Linked DNA regions of Homo sapiens: region 1 is linked to region 2. The links are chromatin loops, found by intact Hi-C in ENCODE. Cell type or tissue: PC-3. All regions are shown on one strand. Links, peaks and the distances in the headings refer to the core of each region. The heading gives the core; the rest is flanking DNA. Region 1 overlaps HECW1 (HECT, C2 and WW domain containing E3 ubiquitin protein ligase 1). Region 2 overlaps HECW1 (HECT, C2 and WW domain containing E3 ubiquitin protein ligase 1).

Evidence for each region. A loop is a pair of places that touch in the nucleus more often than their neighbours do. Peaks named below come from ENCODE experiments on the same cell type or tissue, not always from the same donor. Only the 100,000 strongest peaks of a DNase experiment are listed, where the experiment ranks them.
Region 1: a loop joins it to region 2, with 2.1 times the contacts of the local background. A loop is called at or near these places in 4 of 110 quality-filtered maps.

What each region holds. Positions count from the first base shown.
Region 1 is chr7:43,489,059-43,494,442 of GRCh38, forward strand. It overlaps HECW1 (HECT, C2 and WW domain containing E3 ubiquitin protein ligase 1), which reads left to right. Exons shown (of 30, transcript NM_015052.5): 18 at 3,017-3,122; 19 at 4,026-4,122. Among named protein-coding and RNA genes, the nearest start is that of LUARIS, 31 kb to the right of the region's middle. In PC-3, for the core only: no CTCF peak of the experiment used is centred there; a DNase peak (open chromatin) is centred at 3,113.
Region 2 is chr7:43,565,612-43,570,995 of GRCh38, forward strand. HECW1 (HECT, C2 and WW domain containing E3 ubiquitin protein ligase 1) reads left to right here. Exons shown (of 30, transcript NM_015052.5): 30 at 1-390. Among named protein-coding and RNA genes, the nearest start is that of STK17A, 15 kb to the right of the region's middle. In PC-3, for the core only: no CTCF peak of the experiment used is centred there; DNase peaks (open chromatin) are centred at 2,830, 3,120 and 3,950; H3K27ac peaks cover 3,136 bases.

The sequences.
Region 1 (5,384 bases), core at 130-5,129, 77 kb before region 2:
TTTCAAAGCCTTATTCATTTCTGGGTGATGCCCTGACAGTTAGACACTTTCACTCAGGGCGAAACAACAAATGTTTCCTGAGTCCAGTGCACAGCCAAGCCTTCCCGAGCTCAGCCAGCAGATCTGGCTGTTTCCCCAGTTTCCCTCTGTAATTTATCACTTAGATAACCTTCAGCTGGTGGGTCTCTGAGAATCCTGTCTTTACAAGATCAATAATATTTTAAATACACGTTAAGGCAAACTGGCATGATTCCCTCCAAGAAAAAGAGACTTATAATTTCAATCCCAGAAAGCCTTTACATATTTATTTATTTATTTATTCATGGAGAAAAAAGAGAAGTATGAGGATTCAATACTGCATAGTTTATTGATCAGCAAACTTTTCTTTCATCTTTTGCTTTGTAAACATTTGAGACTGGAATGTGCTGCTGCAGAAATACCAGCTTCTAAACCCTGGTGTCTGGCTTTGCCAGCTGAGCAGAGCTGAGATCTAATGACATCAAAGTGAGAAGTCCACCAAAGTGGCACAAAATCTACTCCCTTGTCCTTCAAGTAGGCCATGGGCAATAAGAAGGACCAGGAGAGAAAACAGATGCATCTGCATCTCTACCCAACTTCCAGAAAAGCAGCAAAGACTACCACACACAGAGAGTGAACTGGTGGCCCCTGTCTGCATACAAAGGATGTTATCCTTGGGTGTGGAATATGGAAGTGGGAACCAAAGGAAAATCAGCAATGCCTGTGTTTGTCATTAGGGATCGTTAAGTAATTTGCCCTACATTACGATCTGCAATATCACACATGGCCTATTCTTAAGTGGCCGTTTGGAACTGACTTGTCTAGACTTTGTAGCACTGGTCCTCATCACCTTCCTGAATTCTGTGTGAGTGAGTTTTATGCTGGTCTCAGAGGGAGAAATGTCTTTCCTTTTTTTTAAATCTGGATGTTTGAACTCTTTCTAAGTGTCTTACAAAATTATCATCTGTTACATTAAATTAAACTTGGCTTGAGGATGCCTTCATACTTTTGAGTCATTACGTAATGGATTGCCACCTCACTTGGGACATGAATTAACTGAAAGCCTAATTTGGGAGTATACTTTGGCAACAAAGGGTTGAGTCTCAGCCAATCACAACAGCCAAGCTTCAGTCAGTTGCAGGTGGCTAACTGATCAGACCATGTTCAAATAAGGCAAACACTGAGCTGCTTCCGTACCATGCTCCCATTCCCCAACCGTAAATGCTGCCTGCCCATGGTTGCAGAATGGAGCTCTCTCCTCCCTTTCTGGTTCTGGTTCTGAGTGAGGACCACCCCATTCTCACACCATTCTTTGATCAATTAAACTCTGTAAGTTTACTTTGTCTAAAGTCTTTAACACTTCAAAATTCTTAACTATTTTAAAGCCTATTTTAGCATACTTTGACAAATATCATAGGATGAGTTACACTCTACATTAAATCCCATATATCTGGTGAATGTACTGCAATGTGGAAAATCTATAATGCCTCTATAGATTTTAACATCTTACTCTGCAAGGGTCTTAAAAAACAAAATGTATGTAGAATCACAGTGAGAATGTCCATTATCATGCTCTAGAACTGCATAGTTTATTGATCAGCAAAGTTTTCTTTCACCTTTTACAAAGGTGATTTTTTTTAATTTACAAAATTTAAAATTGAGCTAAGTTAGTTTTTTTGTTTTGTTTTGTTTTGTTTTTGAGATAGAGTCTTGCTGTGTCGCCCAGGCTGGAGTGCAATGGTGCAATCTCGGTTCACTGCAACCTATGCCTCCTGGGTTCAAGGGATTCTCGTGCCTCAGCCTTCCGAGTAGCTAGGATTACAGGCATGCGCCACCATGCCTGGCTTATTTTTAGATTTTTAGTGGAAATGGGGTTTCACCCTGGTGGCCAATCTCAAACTCCTATCCTCAAGTGATCCACCTGCCTCAGCCTCCCAAAGTGCTGGGATTACAGGTGTGAGCCACCGCACTGGCAAAATTGAGCTAATTTAGTTTAAAGTTAATCATCACAAGTATCAACTTTAGGCTAAGCAAGTTATTTATCTCTGAAGTTTTGTCAAAATGCCTAAGCTGAACCAAGATATTGGAAGCAGGCAGGCAGTGTGGAAGGAGTAAACAAGTGCTTTGCAGTCAAGTATTAGAATCCTGGTTATCCCCCTGTCTTACGGTTGTAAACCTGGGGAAACTTTACTTTTCCTGGATCCTCAGATTCCCTATTTGTAAATTTTGGTTAATAATGCTTATCTTGCAGAATTTGTTAGGATATATAAGATGCTATGTGAACAGAAGCCAGCACAGTGAATGCAATAACAGGCATTCAAGAAAGAATGAATGTAATCAATACTATTTAAACAAGAAGTCCATTATACATTTGGTACTAAAGTTCAATGCTACCTTGGAAAGTTATAGGCGTACCTTACCAATGATATTTATCTAGGATTTATCTCTCTTTAACAAATTTATGATGAGAAATGTTTCTTGGGCTATTCAGTGTATTAATTTGATTAATATTCATGACTTTGACATGATCACTTCTTTTTTTTTGAAACAGAGCCTTCCTCTGTTGCCCAGGCCAGAGTGATTTCGGCTCACAGCAACCCCTACCTCCCAGGTTCAAGTGATTCTTCTGCCTCAGCTTCCCAAGTAGGTGGGATGACAGGCATCTGCCACCACATCTGGCTAAGTTTTGTATTTTTAGTAGAGATGGGGTTTCACTATGTTGGCCAGGCTGGTCTCAAACTCCTGACCTTGTTATCAAGGTCTCAGCCTCCCCAAGTGCTAGGATTACAGGCGTGAGCCAGATGGCTTTCTTAACCATAGTATAGCACATCATCAACTCTACTTAGACACTTTTGTAAGCTTTCTTTTCCATCACTTTTTTACTTTTTCAACTTAGGTGACTTCAAAATCTTTTACCCCTTAGGTTGAAAAACTGGTATCAAGAGACATCTGAAATTGATACAAATTTCTAATGCTTATGCTTTTATTCTAAAATTAGGCCTCAGAAGTTTCTAGAAACAGAGGAGCCTCTTTACTGGCCAGGCCAGGACACAGCTTAGTAGCTGCTATTCGAAGCCAACATCAACATGAGTCATTGCCACTGGGTATGTATCATGCTTGTTTGAGCCCCTGGCTCAAAGAATAGCAACACCTAGACTTGATTTTTTGTTTGTTTTTCTGGTTTTTGTCATGAACCCTTTACTATTCAACATTCTGTCTTTCCTTTCTCCTCTTTTAGGATATAGTGCACACCCCGACCCCTGCTACCATCCACCCCTCTGTCCTTTTCCCCTCTCCCTTCCTCCTCACCTATCTGTTCCCCTCCCTGTCTTTTCTGTTCTTTCCCAAACTCTCAGGTCCTTTCTTCCTTATTCTATTCAGTGATTTGTTAATCCCGTGCACAAGAGCAAGGTTTAAATGAGGTGAATTTTACTGTTTTTAGACAGTTTTTAATGTATACCTCTCTTTCCATGTATGTATGGCATAAAGTTTGCAGTGTCCATTCCTAACTTCAGCCACCTCTTTCCAAAACATATGCCACTTGTATCGAGGAAAATGAAATGAGAGCATCTAAATGGTATTTCCATTATCACTACTGGGAAATCGACACATGGATTACTTTGCACTCATAAAGAATCTTTTCCATAACTACAGCAAAATGACCAAGAAAAGTTAGAAGGAAGAGAGGAGAACTCCTCTTATGGGAGAGCTATTTTGTTCTCCTTTACCTGTTCATGCAGAGATGCATTAATACCCAGTAAAGATCCTGAAACGTTAAGGACGATTAACAGAGATCTGGTTCACTTTTAGTTTGATCCCTTAAAAAATTATAATGTTATTATGTCATATTTTAAAAACTCTCAAGAGCTTGCATTTTTTTGATGAGTATGCTGCCTGCCCTTCAAACTCCTTCATTAATCCTGGTATCAAGCAGCCATTTTCCAATCATCAGAGTGATTATCTCTGGGCTGCAGACTCAACCACAACTGTGCTTTTGTCTGTTTCAGCATATAATGACAAGATTGTGGCATTTCTTCGCCAGCCAAACATTTTTGAAATGCTGCAAGAGCGTCAGCCAAGCTTAGCAAGAAACCACACACTCAGGTAAGCCTCGCCCCTCACTCCCTGGAACTCTAGGTCTTTCCAGCCATTTTTCCCGGTGGGAAAACACCTCTGTGGAGACAGAGCGGAAGCTTATTATACATTGTATTTGTGCATTTAAATGAGAACTTGAATCCTCAAGATGAAGGGTTCGGGGTTCCTGTATTCTGGGAAATGGCATAATCAGAGATGGTCATATTATCAGATTACATATCATTTATATGGTACTGAAATGATTTCCATTGATGTAGGGGGGGGAAGGACAGAAAGGAAACAAAATAGCTTCCATTAAAAAATTATTTATGTACAGCACTGTATAAATTACTTTTAGTTTTGAAATATAATTGTTGAACGGTAAACCAAATATTGAGCAGCCGTGTTCGAAAATAAAAAAGCAAACAAAAAGTTTCTTGTGTGTTCTAACTACTTACATCTTATGCTTCATTAGGGTCATTTTTGAACAAGTGCCCTGAAACTCTGAATCACATGTGGAAGGGATAGCGATCTGAAATGATAAAAAGAGAAAATATTCCCTGAACTTAAATCCTGCTTTCTCACCAAAATATTCAAACATCTTTTTCCTTCGGTTTACTCTCCAACGTTCCAAAATCTGGAGAGGCATGGGGGTTAAGAGTACATCTCTTTGACGTTTGAATTTTCACTCCAACAGGTAGGGACTATTGATGGAGGCGTGTTATTCAACTCTCTGCCCTTAGTCTCCCAAATGGGGGTCACAAAGTGGGCATGGTTGCAATACTTACTTGAGGATGTGTAAAGGTTAAGGCAGGGCAGGCTAGAATCCCATCAACGGCTGCATTTCATTATTCCCTGCCCATGTGGTGCAGTCTTGTGAATGGGGCTGATACCTGCAATACCATACTCCGACTTCCTCGGGGAATCACTGACAGCTTCAAGTAGTCTCTGCTTTTCAACCCTTGCCACTCCCGCCAGAATGGATCATTCACTATTCTTTCCCCTCCAACACCCCCTCATTGACACCTCTTTTCCCTGTATTTTCACTCTGTAAATTAGAGCCACTACCCTCCCAGCTGTCCCTGATCTCCTCTCCTCCCTCTTCTTCCACCTCCACACCTAAACATTCACCTCCTCATACTCTCTCCTCCATCCTCATTTTCTCTTCTCCCTGCCATGGTTCAAGTTTAGGTGCTCATCATCTCTCTTCTGGACCATACAGGGGTTTCTCCTAAAATATTCCCTATCACCCTATCATAACCAGAGTTACCTACGTAAAGCATAGATTAAAT
Region 2 (5,384 bases), core at 85-5,084:
GTTCATTATTAAAACTACCGCAATACTATATCATAAAAATCTGGGATGGATGTTCCAGCCATCATAAGGTCCAAAAGAAAAGAGAAAGTGTTATTTTCCTGTTAGTGACATGTAGTCCCTTTGTTCTAGTAGGAAAAAAGGTGCCTAGAGGTAGTATATAGAGTAAATATTGTTCCTTTAGCCTACTTCCTGCAGCTTCCAATTTATCCAAGGAAATGTCTACAACAATTTTGTTCAAAAGTCTGTTCTAGTCAATAGCAGGAGAAGTCCACGTTATTGGGCTGATTTTGCTTACATCAGCAAGAGAAATGTCACGTGATACTCAGGCCGCGCTTTCTCTTCCATCACACCATCTTCAAGGAATGTCAATAAACTCACTTTGGTATGGCATTGTGTATGCTCCTTATTGCAAACGGAAGTCTAGGACAACACATAACAATCTGTATCCTGCCTTACTCTCTCGCTGGATGTAAGCAATAAAACAACACAGAAGGTTACCAGCTGCTCTGATTTTTTTAAAGTCCCAAAAAAGCATAATATGTGCTCACATATCCATGAATAGAGAGGAGAGCTTTTGTAACAAGTTCCTTGTGTATGGCTGTAAGAACCCTACACAAACCACACGGGCAGCATTTTTTTTAGTGCCCTTTATGTAAACCAGTTGTGCACTGGTTTATATAAATTCCTAGCTATGGAGATGCTTCTATGAAAGCTTCAGGCTACTGCCTAACACCCAGTGTCATCCCAGGACAACGGTCACCACTAGGCAAACATATTGTGTCCTATGGCTCGTATCACAAACTCCCAAGATGGAAACAGCATGATCTCCTTCCAAGCCTCTAAAAGACAAACCATGTGGCTCTTACTGGGTGGTTGGAAGCTGATTTATTCTTTAAAGAGAAAATATTCTATTATTAGAAAAAAGTGTGGGGAGGACTGGGAGAAGGAAAAACCTGACGGACTGATTTGGAGACAGAGAGTCATCTTGATATGGCATTTTTCTTTTATTATTATTATTATTATTATTATTATTATTATTATTATTATTATTATTTTGAGACAGAGCTTTGCTCTTGTTGGCCAGGCTGGAGTGCAATGGTGCAATCTTGGCTCACTGCAACCTCTGCCTCCCGGGTTCAAGCAATTCTCCTGCCTCAGCCTCCTGAGTAGCTGGGATTACAGGCATGCGCCACCACGCTCGGCTAATTTTGTATTTTTAGTAGAGACAGGTTTTCTCTATGTTGGTCAGGCTAGTCTCGAACTCCCGACCTTAGGTGATCCACCCACCTTGGCCTCCCAAAGTACTGGAATTACAGACATGAGCCACCATGCCCGGCCAATATTGCATTTTTCCACACGTGCTGGGCTGACTTCAGATTTATTCTAACTGAAAATCACTTTTCTTCTAAGTCATAAAGAGAAAATCTGGACTAGATCATCATTTATAGTGAGGCATAGATTATAGTATTCTGCTTTAATCTTACTCTGAAATCAAGATTGGACTTCAGGTCTCCTGATTTCTTTTTTATTTTTATTTATTTATTTATTTTGAGACTGAGTTTCACTGTTGTTGCCCAGGCCAGAGTGCAATGGCGTGATCTCGGCTCACTGCAGCCTCCACCTCCCGGTTTCAAGCAATTCTCCTGTCTCAGCCTCCCAAGTATCTGGAATTACAGGTGTGCACCACCATGCCCAGCTAATTTTTGTATTTTTAGTAGAAATGGGGTTTCACCATGTTGGTCAGGCTGGTCTCAAACTCCTGGCCTCGAGTGATCCACCTGCCTTGGCTTCCCAAAGTGCTGGGATTACAGGTTGAGACACCGCACTCGGCCAGGTCTCCTGATTTCTATGGCCATACTTTTCCAATTAATGTGCTGACAGCTCACTAATTATATACTGTAAAGGGAAAAGTGACACACATAGCTTGTACTCCAGACATGGTTTAGATGTGTTTATAGAGGATGGCTCTCTAACAGAATAAGTGAAGGGAGTTATGGAGGATCAGGCCAACCTTTATCAGTGCTGCAGGAATTACATATCACATTTATGGCTGGGAATAGGCTTAGACACTTTTGTCCAACAGGTTTACCTTGGAGATCTGAGAACAGAATAGTTGATGTCAAGGCCACTGAGTTTTACCTTGAAGGCTACCGCCTTATCACAAAATATCCTGTGGGGTCCTGGGCTCTGGACCTGGCATAACCATTCAAAAATGTGCCAGGAGCATGAGGTATGCAGAAGAGATGGAACCTGAAAGAGTACAACTGGATGCCAGGAATCCAAGGTCAGTGTGCAGTCACCAAAGAAGGATGTGGGCTGCTGGTTCCCACGGCCCCTCTGTGCAAGTTTGCTAGGGCTGCCAGAACAAAGAACCCCAAGTTGGGTGGCTTAAAGAAGGCTAGCAGTTTGCTATGAAGGTGTCGGGGGCTGGTTCCTTCTCAGGGTTGTGGGAAAGCATCTATTCCACCCCGCTCTCCTAGTTTCCAGTGGTTTTCTTGCAGTATTTGGCATTCCTTGGCTTGTAGATCTCTGCCTTCATCTTTGTATGACTGTGTGTGTGTGTGTGTGTGTGTGTGTGTGTGTGTGTGTGTCTACACTTTTCCTTTTTATGAGGACAACATCATATTGGATTAGGGCTAACGCTAATGACCTCACTTTAACTTGATTAGTTCTGTAAAGACCTTACCTCCAAATAAGGAAATAGAATCATATTTGAGGTACTGGGTGGAGTTAGAGCTCCAGTATATCTTCTTTGGAGGACATGATTCAATCTGTAACATCCTCCTTCCTGCCACCTTAAGAGCCTCCAGCAGTAATAGTAACAATCATAAATTCTGACATGCCTTTTATGTATCATCTTATGAAATAGCTACCTTTATATCCCTCTTTTAAGCTGAAAAAGAAAAAAAGTACAAAGAAGTGAACTAACTTGCCCAAAGACACACAGTTAGTAAACGACATAGCCAAGATTTGAGAACAAGGAGCCAGCTCCAGGGCCCAAGCACTCAACCACACACCACCTCATTCAAGTAACCACTTATTGAATACTTGTTACGTGTTGGGTCTTGTGCCAGACACAGGGGCCAGTGGCAGTCTTTGCCCTCAGGGAGCTCATGATCTAACAATATAATAATGCATTATTCTCCTCCAGTTGAGATTTGGCCCGATTCCAGTGTGAGTAGTCTCCCCAACCCAGCTCGCCAAACCTGGCTCCTGAGTACAATATGACGCCATTAAAAAATAATAAGCAACGTGCTACAGGAAAAGGCAACAGGAGCAATTGTCTCTGCTGGTGAGGAAGCATGGGCAGGAATGAACTCGGAGACAGAATTTGAGCATGTATAAAAATGGGAAAAATAATTTAAATGTATTATACCAGAAAGAGGGAAATATTTTTTTCTGAAACAGTAAACAAAGAAATGAGCAGAGGTGATTCAATCAGCCTAAGAACCTTCATATCTTTAAAAGCTGGGAGAATACAGCTACAAAGAGATTTCTTTTTAATGTCTGGAACTTCTGATTGAATTAGCATTAAAACTTATTCAGATTAGAATTAATTTGTTCAAATAATTGGGCAAGTTATATATGCCCAAGAACTTGTATTTCTTTCCATTTTATTCCAAAGAGTACATCCTATAGAGTTTTCTGTTTTTCTTACACAGTTGTTACATAATCCCTATTACTTTTTAAATGTAATAAAAATGGGGTCCTGGCTTTTATCCTGTCCAGAATTTTATATTCACTCATAAAAAGAGCTTCTTCCCTTTTTCCAACCTTATTCTTTCAGTAGGAAAAATTAAACGACAACGGGAAATAACTCTCTTCTAAGATTGTGGTGGATCACATAAAAGGGCCTCAATTCTTCAGCCCCCCTGAAGTCACATCCTTTACCCTGTAACTTTGCAGTCACCTCCATCTGTGGTTGGTCATTCTGAGTCATTCCCTGAACCACCCACCCAGCATAACACAAGCAGAGGCATGTAAAGTACTTGCACGGCTGAGCTTGACCTCTCTCTCTTGTTGCTGTGCTATCACCATGAGAGCAGGCCTGGAATAAGAGGAGAATGAGAGATGTCAGGGGCCAAACCGAGCCAGGCTAGATCAACCAACAGCCAGCTGACCACCAGGTACTTGAGCAAACCCAGCCAGGATCATTAGAGCCACCCGGCCAACCTCCAGCTGACCCCGGAGACATCAACACTAAAAGTGCATGGTTAAACACCAGTGATATTTTGTGATCACTGTACTTTTTTGTGGCAATAGATAATTGATTCAAAGACCATTCAGCATTCTTTCCTTTTTAGGATAACTTTTGAGAAGAAACACTGACCGTTTACCCTTAGGAGAGCATTCACTATGCATGGTAGCTACTCTTTAGTTTCAATTGACAATGGCCAAGTCTGGTGGCTCACAAATCCCAACTACTCAGGAGGCTAAGGCAGGAGGACTGCTTGAGGCTCGGAGCTTGAGACCAGCCTAGTCAACATAGTGAGACCTTGTCTCAAAAAAATAATAATTAATTAATTAATTAATAATGAGACTGCAGAGAAAAGAGAAATTGGCATGTTGGCATAACTTTTCTGAATATAATTTGATGATATGTATCAAGAGTTTTAAAATATCAAAGGCCAAGTTATGGTTCAAAATTGCATCTTACTGGTGGATCTGGAGGTGACTTCGTTCATTCAGGTCAGACACTAAACTGTTCTTAGATACTCTTTCCACCCCATCATCAGTAACACTCTATGTTTATCCTGGATTAGAACTCCTATGTAGACAGCAGGAACTAAAGGAAAATTATCCTGTATCGCATATTCCAAAAGATGAAGCCCCCATACACAAATTCTGTAGGGGAGGGTAGGAGAAAGAAGAACCCTAGTGGCAAAGCACTTATTTATTCAATTTATCAATAAATGTTTATTGAACATCAGCACTGTGCTGGGCATTGTTTTAGGCACTGGTGTTGCATCAGTAAACAAAACAAAGAATAAGTAAGTACATAATAGAGTATGTTGAGAGGTGGTAAGTGTGACGGGGAAAAAGGAGAGGAAAGGAAGAGAAAGGAAATGAAGAGGGTTGAAATAGAAGGGATTAGAAATATAAAAAGAATTTTTAGGGAAGGTGCTGACAAAAGATGATGTTTGGGCAAAATCTTAAGAGATGAGAGAATGAGCGTTGACACTCTCTGGAGGAAGAGTGGCTTGGTCAAAGGCGACAGCAAATGCAAATGCCTTTGAAACTGAAGCATTTCTGGTCAAGCCTGCGGTGGCTTGTAGTTTTCATAGTTTTTCAGAAGAGCAAGCAGTAAAGGTAGAAGGCAATACTTCCTCAGTTCCACTGAGCTTCACTTAGATGAATACTTACCAGATTCTCCAGTTGGTCTG